Linked DNA regions of Homo sapiens: region 1 is linked to region 2. A link is an interaction called in ENCODE POLR2A ChIA-PET data of the cell type or tissue named here. Cell type or tissue: PC-9. All regions are shown on one strand. Each heading gives the region's core, and the rest is flanking DNA. Links, peaks and the distances in the headings are about the cores only. Region 1 overlaps RTN3 (reticulon 3). Region 2 overlaps MARK2 (microtubule affinity regulating kinase 2).

Region 1 (4,387 bases), core at 259-4,258, 140 kb after region 2:
TAATACTCCAAAAGTTTCAAGTTAGGTGTAGAATAATCTCAGGTAAAACTAAAGTTAGAAGTCCTATTCTCAGAATACTAACACATCCTCTGCTGAGCACCATGATAGCCTGACAGACTTCAAACATTAAGGATTCTCTAGGCTGGGTGTGGTGGCTCATGCCTGTATCTTAGAACTTTGGGAGGCACAGGAGGGAAAATTGCTTGAGTCCAAGAGGTCAAGATCAGCCTGGGCAACATGCTGAGATCCTGCCCCTACAAAAAATAGAAAAATTAGCCGTGCATGGTGGCACGTGCCTGTAGTCCCAGTCACTTGGGAGGCTGGAGTGGGAGGATTGCTTGAGTCTGGGAGGTCAAGGCTGCAGTGAGCCATGGTCATGCCACTGCACTCCAGCTTGGGTGACAGAGTGAGAAAGAGAAAAGAGAAGAGAAGAGAAGAGAAAAGAGAAAAATGAAAAAAAGGAAAAAAGAAAAAAGATTAATATGACATGGCTACGAGATATATTAAAAAAAAACTCTAATAATGTTCCCTAATAAAAATATTATAACTTACTATTTAGGGTATATCTTGTTTTTTCTGGGGACAAGCTTAGAGGGCAAACAGAGCTCAGTGCTGCATTCATTTCTCAGTGATTGTGAGATGCAGGCGCTAATCATTACTATCAATCAAGCTTTCCCACATGTAGAAAAATAAGGTAGCATCATCATCTGTGCTTTAACTTTAATTATTTTGTTTAGAATTTCAGCAAATGAAAATACCATTTTTGGCTAGCTGAAACCCTAACAAACTTGGACACAGCTGACCTGTACCAAGACAATGGGAAAAATTGGGCTGGAAGTAAAAAGTTTATAAAGGCATGAAAACATTAAATAGAATGAAGACCAAAAACTAATAAGCCTTTTAGAACAGCTCCGATAAGCAAAGACTCTTCCAATTGGTCAGTATGGCACTTGTAGTCACTGCTGTTGCCCAAGTCAGTACCTGGCAAAAGGACAGAAAAGTCCAGTGAATCTGAAGGCAGTTAGCTCTTAAAATACTATACACTGTAAAGCTGTCTGGTGGAATAAATCTGGATTATTTTATGTCTCAGAAAATGTCTACTATCTTTCTTTTCTCAAAAGATTCATCCCTTCACATGCACTCTAAGAGCCTTTCAACACTACTCAAAACAAATCGCCATCAAAACTCTCATTATGAACATTTTCTAAATTAGTTCTTTGCTATAATGGAATTTAGTGTGGATATTCATTTTCAAGAGTTCTAATCACTTAAAAACATGGTGCTACTCTAATTATTAACAAATAAAGTCATAGATCTAGTAGATTTACTAAAAAGGGAATCAGCTGAGTGTGGTGGCTCATGCCTGTAATCCTAGCACTTTGAGAAGCCAAGGCAGGGAGACAGCTTGAGCCCAGGAGTTCGAGACCAGCCTGGGCAACACAGTGCGACCCCATCTCTACAAAAAAATTAAACAATTAGCCAGTCATGGTGGCATACACCTGTGGTCCTGACTACTTGGGAGGCTGAAGTGGGAGGACTGCTTGAGCCCAGGAGGTCGAGGCTGCAGTGAGCCATGCACTCCACCCTGGGTGACAAAGCAAGACCTTGTTTCAAAAAATGGGGGGTGGGTGAGAATCGATATATGGTAAGAGGTAAAAAATGTCATATCCCCACAATGATCATGAACATGTTCTCAAACTTATCAAGTACTCAGCTCCATGATTACTCATCTTCTTAAACTCTAAATACTCCACTGAGATATATTATCTGAAACAAAGACTAAGAAATTAAGTTGGTAGTCATATTCTAAATTCTAAATTTTTAGACCCAAATAAAAAATTCTTTTATATTTTTGAGAGATGGAATTTCACTCTTTTTGCCCAGGCTGGAGTGCAATGGTGTGACCTTGGCTCACCGCAACCTCTGCCTCCTGGGTTCAAGCGATTCTCCTGCCTCAGCCTCCGGAGTAGCTGGGATTACAGGCATGCGCCACCAGGCCTAGCTAATTTTGTATTTTTAGTAGAGACGGAGTTTCTCCACGTTGGTTAGGCTGGTCTGGAACTCCCAACCTCAGGTGATTCGCCTGCCTCGGCCTCTCCAAGTGCTGGGATTACAAGTGTGAGCCATTGCGCCCGGCCAAAAAATTCTTATTAAAAAATTCGAAGTCGGCCAGGCACGGTGGCTCACGCCTGTAATCCCAGCACTTTGGGGGCCGAGCTGGTCCTGATCACGAGGTCAGGAGTTCAAGACCAGCCGGATCAACATGGAGAACCCCATCTCTACTAAAAATACAAAAAAATTAGCCGAGTGTGGTGGCGCATGCCTATAATCCCAGCTACTCGGGAGACTGAGGCAGGAGAATCGCTTGAACCCAGGAGGTGGAAATTGCGGTGAGCCAAGATCACACCACTGCACTCTAGCCCAGGCAACAATGTGAGACTCCATCTCAAAAAAAAAAAAAAAAAAAATCAAAGTCCTTTAATCACAATTACTAATCGTGTGGCCTTGAGTAAACTGCTTAATCCAATCTCATCAAAATGGGAAAATTAAAGCACCTAACTTTAGAACTGCTGTGAGGATTAAATGAGTTAATACATGTTCACAGTAGTAGCTGCCACTTAGTAAATCCCCAATAAATGTCCCCAAACACCACATTCTCAAAAAACTCTCTTGACATAGAGACTCCAGACCACATGCCTTTTTACTAGGGAGAGAAAAGGCATATTGGCAAACTGTAACCACCTTCATCTGGTATATAATACAGAAAATCCTCATGTAGAGCTTTAGACACTTTCCCTCCTACCATTCACATATTAAGGAAGATAATTCAAAGAGCTTTTATCTACTTCAAAATCTTAGGTGATGCAACGTCTGAATACGTTGGTACAAACCAAATGCCTATGGCATCCTAAGAATTGTGCTAGGTTCTATGCAGATAAAGATGCTTGAGAGCCCAGCCTGGCATAGTGGCTCATGCCTGTAATGTCAACACTCTGGGAGGCCCAGGTGGGAGGATTGCTTGAGCCCAGGAGTTAGACGAGCCTGGGCAAAATAATGAGACAGATCCCTTCTCTATAAAAAATTGTAGGGCCCAGCGCGGTGGCTCACGCCTGTAATCCCAGCACTTTGGGATGCTGAGGCAGGTGGATCACCTGAGGTTGGGATCTCGAGACCAGCCTGACCAACATGGAGAAACCCTGTCTCTACTAAAAATACAAAACTAGCTGGGAGTAGTGGTGCATGCCTGTAATTCCAGCTACTCAGGAGGCTGAGGCAGGAGAATCACTTGAACCTGGGAGGCAGAGGTTGTGGTGAGCTGAGATCGCGCCATTGCATTCCAGCCTGGGCAACAAGAACGAAAACTCCGTCTCAAAAATAAAATTTTTTGTTTTAAATTAGCTTGGTGTGGTGGCACACGCCTGTGGTTCCAGCTACTCAGGAAGCTAAGGTGGGAGGATTGCTTGAGCCTGGAAAGTTGAGGCTGCAGTGAGCCCTAATTGACCCACTGCACTCCAGCCTGGGCAACAGAGTGAGACCCTGTCTCAAAAAAAAATAACAAAAAAAAAATAAAAAACCCAAAAAACAAAACCAAAAACCCCACAAGAGAACTTAACATATAAGAAATTCTAAGCCAACACTGAAAGATAAATAACTTTTCCTTTTTTTTTGAGACAGTCTCAGTCTCACTCTGTCGACCAGGCTGGAGTGCAGTGGCCTGATGTCAGCTCACTGCAACCTCCACCTCCCCGGTTCAAGTGATTCTCATGCCCCAGCCTCCTGAGTAGCTGGGACTAGAAGCGTGCACCACCATACCCAGCTAATTTTTGTATTTTTAGCGGAGATGGGGTTTTGCCATGTCAGCCAGGCTTGTCTCAAATTCCCGACCTCAAGTGATCCACCCGCCTCGGCCTCCCACAAGTGCTGGGATTACAGATGTGAGCCACCACACCCAGCCAGTAAATTTTCCTCAACAAAATGTTTCACAAATGATCTTTACCACCAGCAGGGTCAAAGCATATTTTAGTTCAATGTACAACCAGCTGAACAATTTAATAACCGAGCACAAAGACAGCCTTTGGCACAATTTTTCACAATCCCTCTCAAACTTAAGAGCAACTACTAGTTCTTCATGGGCTTTATCTCTGATTTACTGCCTCAGAACTTCCTAAGGAGGACAGAGCTCAGGAATCTGTATTACAAGTTTCCCAGGCAACGAAACTGGTTTCAGAACCACAGCCTTAATACATTTGGTATGTGTTGGAGAGCAGAAAGATAAGGGCCATACTTCAGAGCTCTAGTCCCATAAAAATCCCACAGGAGGAGCCACTGTCACGGCTTCTCCTCACATAGATGGGCTTGCACAACTTAAGAGTACCAAGGCATACAG
Region 2 (4,387 bases), core at 103-4,102:
TTTTCAACTGATTACAGAGAAATCCCAAACATCACCCCTTATACTGACCTAGAGTTGTGTGGTGCTCAGATAAAATTCACTGTGTTGTTCAACTGGAACAATAATGACAATGATCATTCTGCTGTGCCAGGCGCTATTCTAAATGCTTTCTATTCATTAACTCTTTTAATACTCATAACAGCTATACCTATAAGATGGGTACTATTCTTCTCCCATTTTACAGATGAGCAAACAGACACAGAGGGAACCTAAGATCACAGGAGAGGATGATCCAGGATTCCAATACAGGAAATCTAGCCGCAAAACCTGCTCTTATTGTTTGTTTGAGACAAAGTCTTGCTTTGTTGCCCAGGCTGGAGTGCAGTGGCATGATCTCTGTTCACTGCAACCTCCACCTCCCAGATTCAAGTGATTCTTGTGCCTCAGCCTTCCGAGTAGCTGGGACTATAGGTGTACAACACCACACCGGGCTAATTTTTGTATTTCCAGTTGAGATAGGGTTTTACCATGTTGGTCAGGCTGGTCTCGAACTCCTGACCTCAGGTGATCCGCCTGCCTTGGCCTCCCAAAGTGCTGGGATTACAGGCATGAGCCACCGCGCCCGGCCCACCAAACCTGCTCTTAACCATAGTGGAACCACTTATTGGAAGTCAAAAAGTGTTCAAAAAGTTTGGACTCTCCTCTCAGCTGTGCCATAAGCTCAACATAATCAGTACACTACGTGAGATGGAGCTGGCCTAAGGAGCCCCACTTCCTGTGACTGGAGAACCAGTAATTCAAACTTTCATGAGCAAAAAGACAAAGCAACAATCTCCGAGTGGCTTCAATACTACTTGCAAAGATAGCCAATGACAGTCTTCTGTGGCGGAGAAGTAGGGAGTGATGGGGTGAGTGAAAAGTCCAGAAGGTTGAGGGGGCCAGGTGTGACCTGTAGTCCCAGTACTCTGGAAGCTAAGGTGGGAGAATCACTTGAGCCTAGGAGCTATTTGAGGCCGCAGTGGGCTATGATCACACCACTGCATACTAGCCTGGGTGACAGGGTGAGACCCTGTCTCTTAAAAACACCAACAAGGTCAGGCGCGGTGGCTCACGCCTGCAATCTCAGCACTTTGGGAAGCCGAGGCGGGCGGATCACGAGGTCAGGAGATCGAGACCATCCTGGCCAACATGGTGAAATCCCATCTCTACTAAAAATACAAAAATTAGCCAGGTGTTACAGCCGGGCACGGTGGCTCACGCCTGTAATCCCAGCACTTTGGGAGGCCGAGGTGGGTGGATCATGAGGTCAGGAGATTGAGACCATCCTGGCTAACATGGTGAAACCTCATCTCTACTTTAAAAAAAAAAAAAGTACAAAAAATTAGCTGGGCATGGTGGTGGGCGCCTGAAGTCCCAGCTACTCGGGAGGCTGAGGCAGGAGAATGGTGTGAACCCGGGAGGCAGAGCTTGCAGTGAGCTGAGATCGCGCCACTGCACTCCAGCCTGGGCGACAGAGCGAGACCCTGTCTCAAAAAAAAAAAAAAAAAAATTAGCCGGGTGTGCTGGCACATGCCTGTAGTACCAGCTACTTGGGAGGCTAAGGCAGAATTGCTTGAACCTGGGAAGCGGAGGTTGCAGTGAGCTGAGATTGTGCCACTGTACTCCAGCCTGGGCAACAGAGCAAGACTCCGTCTCAAAAAAACAAAAAGACACAACAAAAAGAAGGTGGAGAAAAAAGGCAGCCGCACATGGGATATCAGAAACCAAAGCAAAACTCATACTGAAATGGTAATCAGAAGCAATGAGTAGCTCACTGTAGTATCAACAGGGGCAACCAGCCCCCAAGGACAAGGTCTAGGCTGGAGCTCTGTCAGCAGGTAGTTACACTCACTAATTACTAAACGTTCATATTTTGGCATTTCCTGCTTAGCTGGGAGACTGGGAAATAATCCTACCTGGCTGGCCTTGCTCCCTGAGAAAGACTTCCTAGTGCTATTGCAGGAAGTGTCAGCACACATGGTGACCGGAAGCTCCCACCTTTCCTACAGGTTGTTTCCTATGGCTGAAGTCCCTGTAAGCTGCCAAAGAGCAAAAACTATTTTTTCTCTCTTTTCTTTCCCAGCAGGCCTGGACAGACAGTCCCATTGCGTGGACGAAAAAAGGCCTGGGATGTCACTGAATTTAGCAGCCAGATCATAGCAGTAAGGAGTCCTGATCCCCTCCCAGACCCATAAATGAGGAGCCAAAGGCAGACCCAGTCCCTTCCTCCTGGCTAGGCTGAGGGTCTTTCACCAAGTTGTGAATTGGGAAGGGAGTCCAAAAAAGGAGTTAATGTCTTAGAGCTTTCAGTGAAAGGTGTATAAAGCAAAGCTGCCTTCAGGTTCAGCATAGGGTGGAGAGAAAGCCTCCTCCCTGGAGTGAAGGACCAGCTCAGAGACCCATTCAGTGTTTGGGGAGAAGGGGGTTGTTGACAGATAGTTGTCTTCCAAACTTTCGCCTCAACGAACACAGCCCCAAAGGAGGCAGACCTTTGTATTGCCAACTTCCCAAAGAGCACACAAGAAAATAGGCCAAGGCTGCCCAAAACCAGCTTGACTGGTTCTACAGAGAAGCCCCTGGTCTGCTCCGCCTTCCTCATGTTAAAAAGAAAAAGGCCAAAAAGGTGGCTGGGAGCCAGTCACTGAACACAGCCCTCCTCTCTTTCTGCCAGGCACCAGTTGTCCCTCAGGATCACCTAGCCACCAGTATCAGTGTCCATCTCCCCTCCTCTCCTACCAAATCTTCTGTTCATTTAGTTTTATAAGCCTAAAATTAATGATTTGGTGTAAAAAGGAAATGAATTTACTTTTGCCCTTTTTGCCATTTTCTAATGAGAAATGTAAGGAATAACTGCAAGTAGGGGGAAATAAGTGCCAACCCAAAGACAGACATCTGCGGAAAGAACCACCACAGGGACTGACAAACCTTATTTATCTTGAGATGGGGTCTCACTCTGTTGCCCAGGCTGGAATGCAGTGGCATGATCACAGCTCACTGCAGCCTCAACTTCCCAGGCTCAAGTGATCCTCACATCTCAGCCTTCTGAGTAGGTGGGATACACGCATGTGCTACCACACCCAGGTAACTTTTTAAAAATTTTTTTGGGCTGGGCGCGGTGGCTCCCGCCTGTAATCCCAGCACTTTGGGAGGCCGAGGTGGGTGGATCACGAGGTCAGAAGATCGAGACCATCCTGGCTAACAAGGTGAAACCCCGTCTCTACTGAAAATACAAAAAAATTAGCCGGGTGTGGTGGCGGGCACCTGTAGTCCCAGCTACTCGGGAGGCTGAGGCAGGAGAATGGCGTGAATCCGGGAGGCGGACCTTGCAGTGAGCCGAGATCGTGCCACTGCACTCCAGCCTGGGCGACAGGGCAAGACAACGTCTCAAAAAAAAAAAAAAAATTTTTTTTGGCCAGGCGGGGTGACTCATGCCTATAATCCTAGCACTTTGGGAGGCTGAGGCAGATCACGAGGTCATGAGTTCAAGGCCAGCCTGACCAACATGGTGAAACCCCATCTCTACTAAAAATACAAAAATTAGCGGGGTACAGTGGCGTACACCTGTAATCTCAGCTATTCAAGAGGCTGAGACAGGAGAATCACTTGAATCCGGGAGGCGGAGGTTGCAGTGAGCTGAGATCGCACCACTGCACTCCAGCCTGGGCAACAGAGCAAGACTCCGTCTCAAAAAAAAAATTTTTTTTTTGTAGAAATGAGGTCTCACTATGTTGCTCAGGCTGGTCTTGAACTCCTGGGCTCAAGTGATCCTCCTGCCGTGGCCTCCCGAAGTGCTGGGATTACAGATATGAGCCACCACACCTAGCTTGAGAAACTTGAAACATTCCAGACAAAAACAGATATGAAGATAAAGGGATCTAGCCTATTTATACTTATCAGAGGAGGAGATGTCTAGAGGGCAAGAGGAGGAACTGGGATGCCTCCTCCTCTGAGACACAACTGGAAATCAAGAGGCCAGATTCTCTCTGGGTGCTGTTTAGAATCAGCTGTACTATCTCAGTCTAAAAGATAAGCAATGATGCCGGGCGCGGTGGCTCACTCCTGTAATCCCAGTACTTTGAGAGGCCACGGCAGGCGGATCACTTGAGTCCAGGAGTTCAAGACCAGCCTGGCCAACATGGTGAAACCCTATCTCTACTAAAAATACAAAAAGTGGCCAGGCATGGAGGTGCGCACCTGTAATCCTGGTTATTTGGAAGACTGAGGCATGAGAATCGCTTGAACCCAGTAGGTGGAGGTTGCAGTGAGCTGAGATCCTGCCACTGCACTCCAGCCTGGGTGACCAGAGCAAGACTGTCTCAAAAAAAAAGACGAGCAATGACCTTCAATGGCCTATAACAAAAAGGAAGGG

Evidence for each region. Peaks named below come from ENCODE experiments on the same cell type or tissue, not always from the same donor. Only the 100,000 strongest peaks of a DNase experiment are listed, where the experiment ranks them.
Region 1: POLR2A ChIA-PET joins it to region 2 with 9 read pairs; 4 of 35 experiments call an interaction of 5 or more read pairs at or near these places.

The regions. Positions count from the first base shown.
Region 1 is chr11:63,710,565-63,714,951 of GRCh38, reverse strand. All of the region lies in intron 2 of RTN3 (reticulon 3), which reads right to left. Among named protein-coding and RNA genes, the nearest start is that of RTN3, 31 kb to the right of the region's middle. In PC-9, for the core only: no CTCF peak of the experiment used is centred there; no DNase peak of the experiment used is centred there; H3K27ac peaks cover 506 bases.
Region 2 is chr11:63,845,691-63,850,077 of GRCh38, reverse strand. All of the region lies in intron 1 of MARK2 (microtubule affinity regulating kinase 2), which reads right to left. Among named protein-coding and RNA genes, the nearest start is that of MARK2, 8.8 kb to the right of the region's middle. In PC-9, for the core only: no CTCF peak of the experiment used is centred there; a DNase peak (open chromatin) is centred at 2,557; H3K4me3 peaks cover 589 bases; H3K27ac peaks cover 1,821 bases.